Linked DNA regions of Homo sapiens: region 2 is linked to region 1. A link is an interaction called in ENCODE POLR2A ChIA-PET data of the cell type or tissue named here. Cell type or tissue: MCF 10A. All regions are shown on one strand. Links, peaks and the distances in the headings refer to the core of each region. The heading gives the core; the rest is flanking DNA. Region 1 has its middle 160 kb from the start of CDKN2B. Region 2 overlaps MTAP (methylthioadenosine phosphorylase).

What was found. Peaks named below come from ENCODE experiments on the same cell type or tissue, not always from the same donor. Only the 100,000 strongest peaks of a DNase experiment are listed, where the experiment ranks them.
Region 2: POLR2A ChIA-PET joins it to region 1 with 14 read pairs; 2 of 35 experiments call an interaction of 5 or more read pairs at or near these places.

What each region holds. Positions count from the first base shown.
Region 1 is chr9:22,163,758-22,169,148 of GRCh38, forward strand. No RefSeq gene overlaps it. Among named protein-coding and RNA genes, the nearest start is that of CDKN2B, 160 kb to the left of the region's middle. In MCF 10A, for the core only: no CTCF peak of the experiment used is centred there; no DNase peak of the experiment used is centred there.
Region 2 is chr9:21,830,893-21,836,283 of GRCh38, forward strand. All of the region lies in intron 4 of MTAP (methylthioadenosine phosphorylase), which reads left to right. Among named protein-coding and RNA genes, the nearest start is that of MTAP, 31 kb to the left of the region's middle. RefSeq lists enhancers at 1,040-1,349, 1,217-2,416, 2,666-2,805. In MCF 10A, for the core only: no CTCF peak of the experiment used is centred there; DNase peaks (open chromatin) are centred at 1,379 and 2,809.

The DNA of each region.
Region 1 (5,391 bases), core at 260-5,259:
TCTCTTTGCTGGGCTTTTGCTATTTTCTCTGCTTTTACATGGTGGTGAGAATGTAGGGTTTTGAGTCTTCTTTCTATTTTAAAATCTATGATCCAATTTAAAATGATGGAAAACAGTGTCTCAAATTTTAAAGTATAATCTATAATGATACTTTCTCCTTGTGTCTTTTATTGTTACTGACTGAACTTAGCAAGGAATTTAGGAAAAAGGTAAAGCTATGGAAAAATCTTAGAATTAGAAGGCCTGAGTCAAAATTTCAGTTCTGCTCATTATAGCTGCTTGGCCTTTCTCAGCTTGTGTTCTCTGGTAAATTTGAAATGATAATATTTGTTAATATTATGAGTTATTATGTGGTTTAAATGAGAAAAATTATAGGCAAATGTGTAGCTATGCTTATCACATGGTAGATATTTAATGGAGTTTGAGAAATTAGAAGAAAATATAATTAAGAAGCATGTTTCAAGACTTAAGTATAAGAAAAAAGGGTGTGGCTTTATTTATTTATTTAGACTAGTTAATTTGGGGTTCTGGTTTGTGCTCGGTGGTTTTAGAGGAGGACGCACAGGATATTTTTTTTTAAGCATAAAGGTAACGAAAGATGTGTCTGTAGGCAAATCTATAGATATGATTACATAAAACATTTACTTCTGAATATTTATAACATAATAAACAAATGTAGTTTTAGAGGAGGAGGATGCACATGTCAGTATTTCATTTACCTTCAATTCCGTCTCATGCGTATAAGTATGAATCTAGTTAGATCAACAGGGAATACACTGGATAAATTAAATTTAAGTATGAGATGTATAAAGAATTGTTTTTGTCCATGATAGTTTTCACCAAAATAATATGCTTTTTACTCTATTCCCATCTTAATTCCTCTCAATTTAAGATGAATACATTTCTCTGAGATTTTCTTACAAAAAGTAAAGAAAGCCAAGTTAGGTTCAGACATTATTTGTATTTTCTTTATTTAGCACTTGTTCTTTTTTCTTAAACCACTTCTTTCTGATCTGAGGAAAATGCAAATGTGAGCAGTCAGGGAATTCATGATTCGTTAGAATTTAACTGTAACATAATTTGTGGGCTGTGGCTGCATTACTCCATTTTGAGACTGATATCTTCCCCCCCCCCTTTTTTTTTTTTTTTGCTATGCTCTTGAAATTCAGTACCACTCATCAAAAATACTTATTGAAAGTTTGTTTCCAGCAACTCACATGCTGGGACTTGTTGACAAGAGGAATAAAGCCTAGCACACCAAGTGAGGACATAGAAATTTTGGAAACCATCAAGGAGTCAGTGCCTGGTCAGGTAGGAAAGAAGAGAAGCCAGCATGGGTAAAAATGAGGATTGATGATTATGAAAGCAGGATGCTCAGCTGTAGGTAGCTGCAAAATTGTTAAAGCAGGAGGAGGGAGGGCAACACTTCAAATTACTGCTGGAAGCTTGGCTGCTTCCCCAGAGCATAGCCATTTCATTAATCCTGGCAGCCCTAGTGTGTGATCCTTCCACTTTTTAAAAGGCACAGATCACAGCTTAAGATACCATATGTCAGCAATCTACAGATTTGTTGGAATTAACAGAGAAGAGAGTTTATGCAAAGTTCACTTGTTGAATGTGCTTTTAAGGATGACTGTAAGCATGATATTTGCCCTATTTGTTTATGACTATGGTGAGGATTTTTATGTCTTCTGCTCACGATTCCTCATTATACAAGTGACTCAGAGGTGGTCATTGATGAAAGGCACAGAGTAATAATGTTAGGTTTTACTCTATTCCTTGCTTCAGTCAAATTGATCACCTAGAATTGAAGTTAATTGCAAAAACGTTTAATGCAGAGTGCTCAAAAGCTAAAAAGATCTTTCGTGTGTTTCTTAAGCCCCTTTGGTGTATTTGACAGGTTACATAATACCCATTTTTTTCTAAAAGCTGGCATCTTTACTCCGGAAATTACTGAAAAAGACATGGCAAACATTTTCAGCGCTTTCCCAGTGAATATGAATTTATTTTTAATTTTTCCCACAGTTATCAGACATTATCAACATTTCTGTTTTTTAAAAATTAAAAATACACTGCTTTATACCTTACAAGAATTCCTCAGCAACCTCTCACCTACATTTGTACCTTACAGGAAACTCATGATATAGATATTATTTTCTCCATTTTGTGGTGGAGAAGACAGAATCAGAGAAGTTAAGTACTTTTTCTAAGAACACAGAGTCAGTAAAGAAATAAAACCAGCTTTTGAATCTTTGTACACTTACCCCAGAATCTCTCCTCTCTCTCCTAGAGCATACAGCTTTTGTATAGATGCTGACAAAATATGGGGTGATATAGATGATGTTCATGGAAATGAATTTATTGTCTTTGCAATAATAGTCTCTTGCCCTTACCTTTTATCTCTCATTTTTTCCCAGTTCATTTAACAAGTCTATTCACCAGTTACAAAATCATAGTAATGTGGTACAGGCACAACATTCAACAGTAAGAGGAAGTCATGTTATCAGGAAGGTAAGAAACATGCCAGAGTATATATATAGAGATCTATTAGGTCAGGTGATATCTTAAATCAGTAAGAAAAAGAAAAAAATGATTGGCTTACTATTTAGAAAATAATAAACTAAGATCCCAACTGATCCCATAAGCCATACAACAAAATGAATTCCAGATGGATAAAAAGTGTAAAAGTAAAAAGTAAGTCATTAAAAAAATCCTATAAGAACATAAATATTTAGCTCATCTCAGGAGATGGCAGGATTTTTTAAGCATAAATGTAACAAAGGGAGGTTCTGCCTATAGACAAATCTATAGATATGATCACATAAAACATTTAATTCTGTATATTTATAATAAACAAAATAAAAATCAAGCGCAAATGGGAAACTATTTGGCATCAGATAAAAGATTGTTATTTTTAAAATATCAAAAGCCCTTACAAATCAAAGACAAAAAAATATAATACCAAGACTACAATTAAAACATGGGTAAAAAATATAATCAGACAATTTAATGCAGAAGACATACAAATGGCTTTTTATTAAAATATTTAAACCCATTTTGTAAAGAAAACATTAATTACAATAAGCTGTACTTTATAAAAATAGAATGGATGTTTCAAGATACATATATCTAATTTTGGTCATGGTATAGTGAAATGGACGCATATATATTGGTGGGACTATAATTTTGTGCAAACTTTCTGGAATGTATTTTTAAAATAGTTTTTAAGAACCTCAAAGAGGCCGGGAGCTGTGGCTCATGACTGTAATTCCAGCACTTTGGGAGGCAGAGGTGGGTGGATTGCTTGAGCCCAGGAGTTTGAGACCAGCCAGGGCAACATAGTGAAACCCTGTCTCTACAAAAAATACAAAAATTAGCTGGATGTAGAGGTATGTGCCTGTACTCCAGACTACGTGGAAGGCTGAGGTCAGAGGATCTGTTGAGCCTGGCGGCAGGCCGAGGCTGCAGTTAGCTGTGATGGCACCGCTGTACTCCAGCCTGGAAAAAAGAGGGAGAATCTGTCTCAAAAAAAAAAAAAAAAAAAAAATTCCACCCCCAAAAACCACAAAACCCCAAAACAAAAAAATAAAAACCTCAAAGAACTTCATGTCTTTGACTTATAATGCTCCTTCCTTAAATATACTCTATGATTTTAGTTGAAATTTCAAACAAACAACAACAAAATATAAATATATAATGTACATATATTTGTATTTTGATATTTTAAAAAAGCTTTTTATTATTGACATTTTCCATCAACATAAAAGTAGAAAGAGTATTATAATAAATCTCTATGTACTCACTACCCAGTTTTGAAAATTGTTAATATTTTTCTAGTCTTATTTTATCTATTTTATTCTCTCTCTCTACAGGATTACCTTAAAGCAAATCCAAAGCTTCTTATTATTTTATTTGTAAGCTCTCTGTATAATAAAAGCTTTAAAAAGTAACCAAAGGCTATTATTAAGTTTAAGAGAATTGAACAAGTTTAGGCTCAAATTTCTCAATTGTCTCAAGAATGTCTTTTTTACAACTGTTTTGTTCACATTAGAATCCAAACAAGGTCTACATATTGCATGTGGTATTCATATGGCCTCTTAAGTTTCTTTCAATGTATAACAGTTTCCCCTTCCCTCTTTCTCCTGTTACTTATTTGATAAATAAATTAAGTATTTTGTCCTGTAGAATGTCTCGCATTCTAGATCTAGTTGATGGCTACTTTATGGTATCATTTGTTTTTTTCCTCCTGTATCACTCTTATTTTCCATCAGCTAGTATTTAAAGTGGAAGGATTGATTAGAGTCAGGCTCATTTCTATTTTTATTTTTTGGCAAGAATACTTTATATCTGAGATTCTGTACTCCTGTTGTACGACACCAGAAGGCATGTAACTTCTGGTTACTCCACTTTTAGTGATGTTAAGATTTATTAGTAGGTTCTGGTGAGTCCTCCATTATCGAGGTCCTCACTGAAATTTTACCTAATGGTTATAACATTCATTAGTGACTGTTTCCTAGATCTATAATTTCATTAAGATTTATAAAATGGTATTTTTCTAACTCTGTTGATTATTTCACATTAATTAGATAGTAATTTTCTGTAAAGAAAATCTTTCTCTCTCCAACAATTTTTTACCCTAAAACAGTTCATGCTGAAAAAGCATGTATACACTTGTTTTTCCCCTCTATGAATCGATTTTCAGAATAATGAGTTGGTGACCTTGCAACCTCCATCTTGTTGGTTTATGATAGAGAAAACTGGTTAATAACATAAATGTCCAAAAATAGAAGATATATTGTGGTATGCCCATGCCGGAGAGCCATGTTGTAAATATTGTGCAGTCTTTAAGTTTCAAAGAATATTTAATAACACAGAAAAATATTCAGGATAAAGTGGAAGTAAAAAACCCCAGAATATGTACATAGTGTGATTCAAATGTTATCTAAAATATATGCATTGTAGAATGCTGTCTTAGCCTCAGACACTAACATGATTATCATAGGTTTGTAAGTTTTAGGGTCTTCCAACTTGAATCTTTGTTTTCTATAGGACCTTTTATAAAATACATGATTTTTGTCATTAAAAGAAAATGTAAATTTGTTTAAAAGGAAGGTCTCTGGATGGATCATCATACATGGAGAGATTCATGGGTGTTGATCTTTGCTCCCGCTTAATTTTTAATTTTTATTATAACTTTGAACCTTATCTCCTACATCTAAACCAGTCTTCATGGTGCTAACCGAGCAACTGGATGGATTGAAAACATGCTCAATTCTGTAGATTCTGAGACATCTTTTTAGTTAAACAGAACTCTTTCTGTTGACTCACATAATAAGAATATGGTCTTATTAAGTCATACTCATCTCAATTTGACCAGTTCAGAAAACAGAT
Region 2 (5,391 bases), core at 280-5,279, 330 kb before region 1:
CCGGACTTGTAAAGCTCGACTTCGATGATGCATTATAAAGTGGTGCACAGGATTGGTTTTTAATGAGATTTTTGCCATTGGAGCAAAGCAAGACTGTTTCCCTGCCAGCTGCTTTATTCAAGTCATGAGGCATTTTGTTGTCTCCTCCTGTACTTGTGGTACATGGGCCCTCCATTTTCTAGCCCAGTTCTTGTTAGATACCTTTGCACATTCATTTGTATGTATGGCAGAACTGATGATATGGCCTTTCTTTCACCCCCAACTACTAACTGTCCATGCCATTAAAGATACATGGACAGGGGATTCCAGCAATTTCTACAGTTGCTCTTCTTTCTCTTTACCATTAATCCTGATGATTGTAGGAAATCAGTACACCATATTTATTATGCAAATCTAAGAAAAACAACTAGATCTATAAACTATTTGAAAAGATGCCCACATTGTATTTTTTTGTTGTTTTTTTAGATAGGATCTTTCTCTGTTGCCCGGGGTAGAGTGCAGTGGCCTGATCGCAGCTCACTGTAGCCTCTACCTCCTGGGCTTAAGCAATCCTCAGCCCGTCTAGTAGCTAGGATTACAGGAATCTGCCACTGTGCTTGGTAATTTTTTTTTTTTAAGGAGATGGGGTCTCACTATGTTGCCCAGGCTGGTTTCAAACTCCTGGCCTCAAGCAGTCTTCCTGCTTTGGCCTCCCCAAAGTGCTGGGATTATAGGCATGAGCCACTGCACCCAGCTACATATTTTTTAGAAAAGGATCAGATGAGTAGGACTTGCTCAACTGCTATCACTGTCAGAAATATCTCAAGGTGAAACTTGCAAACATATCAGTAAGGAGAAGGATGAGATTTCTTTTTTAATAGTCTTCTTTATCAGGAATGTTTTGCAGATATTGATTTTTTTTTTTTTTACAATGAGAAAAATATGACCAAAAACTGAATATTAAAGGAAGCAGAGTGTGATTCCCGGTGCTAAACAGTTTCTATAAAATGTGGCTAATAACATATTGGCCTGTTGTGCCTAAGGCCTGTGTTTGGGTTATGCCTTCTCAAAGAATGCAGTGGAAGAATCTCAGCTTAGAAGTGAGGACATCCAGAATTCTTTCCTGGCTGTGCCGTGAAATTCCTTTGTCACTTAGTGTCCTCATCTGCTAAATGAGGGTGTTGAATTGATTCCTAAAAGTTCTGGTATCCTCCCCTCTTCAGATTATTTCTTCAACTTATTTTCTTGGTAGAACTGGGAGAGGTTCGACTTTGCTTTTGTCACGCATTCTTACTCATCAGGAAAGTCCCGCTATAAACACAGTGCTGAGGGATCAGTTATGTCAGTCTGTTTCCTTCTCCCAGAGACCAGCCCTGCCTTGGGCTTCCCCTAGAACTTTATGTCATAGCATAAAGGCCCGTGTCTGGGCCCTGAGGTTGGGAGTATGCTCTGATGTCAAGTATTTGATCATTCTCTTTCTGCCTCTTGATGACTAGAAAGCGTTTTATGGTAAAGAGTTACGCAAGAAGCCTTTGTTTAGCTCTTTCTCTCATTGCTAAAAATAGTAAGCTGTTTTTAACCCTTACTGTTCTTACTTCTTCTTACTCATTTCCCTCACTCTTTAGCTGAGAATGTCACCTCCACCTTTATAGAGAAGACAGAAACTTAAGCATAAACTCTTCACCTTCCTTCACCTTCCCTTTCCCCAGTTACTTGCGTCCCTGTTCTTTGTCATCCTCTTGTCTGTAGCTGTCCTTGAAGTGGTGTCCACTATTCCCCTGGATGAGGTTCATTCTTACGTTCTGTTCCATAACCTAGTTGTGTTATTAACTTCCCATCATACATCCTTTTATTAAAAATCCTACACTACCAGTTTTTGAGTTCCTATTAGGTGTCACAATCAGTTAATCCCACTTACGGCATACAGCAGTCATTATTCCAGTTTATACTTGAAGAAACTTAGGCCCTTACTATGTTTCTGGCACTGCTTATTATCACAGCTCTAGAAGACATCTTCTATCTACCTTATCCTTCCCTTTTACAAAAGGTGAGAAAACTGAGGCCCAAAGAGGTTGTTGTCACCACCTATGTAGAGTGAGGATTTTTATTTTTGTGCTATTGTTTAGCATGATCTCATGAAATATAATAGAAAATAAGGGGAAACTATGGTACCTGTTTATTGAGCAGCCTTCCTTGACTGGGATATAAACATCCATTGGTTTTCCTCCTTTTTCATGCCACCACAAGCACTCAGGGGCACTCTTGATACCAGAACAGTGGGAGGATCTTAGTGATATTGGTCCAAATTCATAAGTTTTCACTTCTCTTTTTTTTGAGACAAGATCTCACTCTCGCCCAAGCTGGAGTACAGTGGCGCCACAGCTCACTGCAGCCTTTACCTCCCAGGCTCAGGTGATCTTGCCACCTCAGCCCCCCAAGTAGCTGGGACTACAAGGGTGTGACACCATACCCAGCTAATTTTTTGTATGTTTTTGTAGAGACAGGGTTTCACTATGTTGCCTGGGCTGATCTTGAACATCTAAACTCAAGGGTTCCACCCACCTTGGCCTCCTAAAGTGCTGGGATTACATGTGTGAGCCTCACTTCCTTCTGGTTATAGAGACAGAATTGTTCCACTTCTTAGTCTGATGTTTCTGTCAGAATTTTTTCTCATGACTGCCTATTCACGCTGCTGTTTGATTCTTGGGATATATTTTAAATGATGGGTAGATTCACTTCCCCTAAACCGTCCTCCTTATGAGCAGCCGTTATTCTGCTCTGCCAGTAAATTAATTGACTCACGATTCTGCATGTTGGGGCTTGTTGTGGATACAGACCGTATTCTGAAATGTCCTCAGAGGTCGATGATTGTGTTTGCTTCTGCCAGGGGATGGGTGTTTGCCCTCAGCTTGTTTGCAACACCACATTTCCTCAAAGGAAACGTATTAACTAACAGCTATCTTCAAGCCAATGTAAGAGTCTTGATTCAAGAAACAACCTACCAGTCAGTCTATTTCTAGGCTTTTCTCCCTCTCTTTGAAAGTGCCAGTGTTCTTCCTTTCACTCTCTTGAACTCATTTTTCCTGCCAGCACACATCATTTTGTCTCCTTTACTTTTCCATAGGCTGTTTTTTTTTATTTGTCTACTAGCTTTTCTTATCACATATCCCTGCTTGACAACCTTAAGCAATTTGTTGGATACCCTTGATTTGAGGCCCATCAATATGTCATACTTTGGGATTGGCAGAAGAAATGTTTAGAAGCATATTTTCCATAAATGATAGTGACAAGTGCCAAGCACTTGCTTCATGTTGTCTCATTCAGTTTTCACGGGGACTTTATAAGGTAAGTGGGATTACTCCCGTTTAAGGAAACTGATATAACTGAGGTGCAGAGAGACGAGAGTGACTTTCCCAGAGGCACACAGCTAGTGAGTGGTAAAGCCAGTAGATAAGCCAGTCCCTGAAATCCGTGTTTTCCAGTAGGATCCCAAGCTATGGGGAGATAAAAATTAGTCCCCTTGCCTAGCTAGAGGGCTTTAAAGGTTAAAGCAAGAGGAAGAAGCAGACCTTATCTTTTAGTTCTGTAAGTTTGGAGTGTATCGTGGGTCTCACTGAAACTAGAAAAATTGTCAGCACGGCTGCATTCCTTTCTGGAGGCTTAGGGTAGAATCCCTTTCCCTGCCTTTGCCACTCACCTTGGCATATGGCCCTCATCCATCTTCAGAGCCAGCAATGGCAATGGAGTCCTCACCTCTCATCATGCTGACATTGACTCTTCTGCCTCCGTCTTCCACATGTGAGGACTCATGTGAAGACATGCCGCACACCTAGTTAATCCAGAATAACCTTTCTATTTTAAAGTCAGCTTGTTAGCAACCTTAATTCCATTTGCTCTCTTAGTTCCCCTTTGCCATCTAAAGTAATATATTCATAGGTTCTAAGGGTTAGCATGTGGACATCTTCGGAGGGGCCATTATTTGAAATCTAAAATGGAGATGTTATTGCATCGCAGTCTATTGGGAGGTAGCCACTGGAGGTTTTTGCAGCCTTGTTTTTATATTTAAGCAAGGGTGTATATGTGTGTCTTAGTCTGTTCAGGTTGATACAACGGAATACCATAGACTGGGTAGCTTCTAAGCAACAGAAATTTCTCACAGTCCTGGAGGCTGGGAAGTCCAAAAAAAGTTGCCAGCAGATTTGGTGTCTGGTGAGAACCTACTTTCTCACAGATAGCACCTTCTTATTGTGTCCTTACATGGTGGTAGAAGGGCGACCTAGCTCTCTGGGATCTCTTTTATAAGGGGTCTGATCCCAATCATGAGAGATCTGCCTAATCACCTCCAAAAGGCTCCATCTCCTAATACCATCACATCTTGTGAGTTTGGATTTCAGCATAGGAATTTTGGGAGGACACAAAACTTCAGACCATAGCAGTAGGGATGTTGCTAATACCTCACGAAGAAAGAACTTAAAGAAGCTGAGTAATTTGCCCAAGACCACACAAAAATTCATTCGAATCCAGGGACAAAACTATATTTCCTGTGTTTTCTCCATGTCACTCAGAAAATTCAGCATGAGGGAGAAATATGATTCTTAATATAGAATCATATTTCTATATTGAAATATGATTTCAATATAGCTGTTTTGGCTAGAACTTGGAAGTGAACAGGCAGGCTTAATTGGGCAACAGTCCCCACTTTGTGGGGTGTGATCGGCAGGCTTATTCCAGGCTTCTTGCTGAGTTATAAAACTTCTGATTTATCTGATAGAGACCTTCAGAAGGAGGACTGGTGCTATTAAAATTATACACATTTCATTCTGGAATTTCTTTTGAGGGCATCATCCACTCCCCTCAGCTGTGATTGTAAACCTCATTGCTCTTGGTCAGAATTTCATTCAGCATTAACAATGACACATCCTGTTATGCTGTGCAGGTGTATTGCTGTTTATAGGAATTTAAGTTTAGATCATTAAATGTTTCAATACTGAATGTATTGACAGTTAAGTTGATGACGCAGAAAACTACAAATAGCTGGGCAAACTATAAGAGGTGTTTCTCGTCTGCACCTTCCCTTCTGGTATCTTGATAGTATAGCCCAAAAATGGTTTTAAGCCCTTGCTTCTCCCCCAGGGCTACCCTCTTTGCTTGCACCTTACAAGGTTGAGTGTTGTGAGGCCCCATCTGGTGCCGACTCCAATTCTGTCTCTAGCCCAGACCCACACTTGTGAGCTGCTATGAGTTATCTGGGCATCTTGGTTGACTTAATCTTCCTAACATCCTTGTAAATAGGTGGATGAATACTATGTTTTATGATTGGAAAATGAAGAATCAAAAAGATATGGCAATTTGGTTTAAGTCCACATAGCTAGTAGTTAGGGAGCTTTGTTGAGAAAGAAAAATGCATGAGAG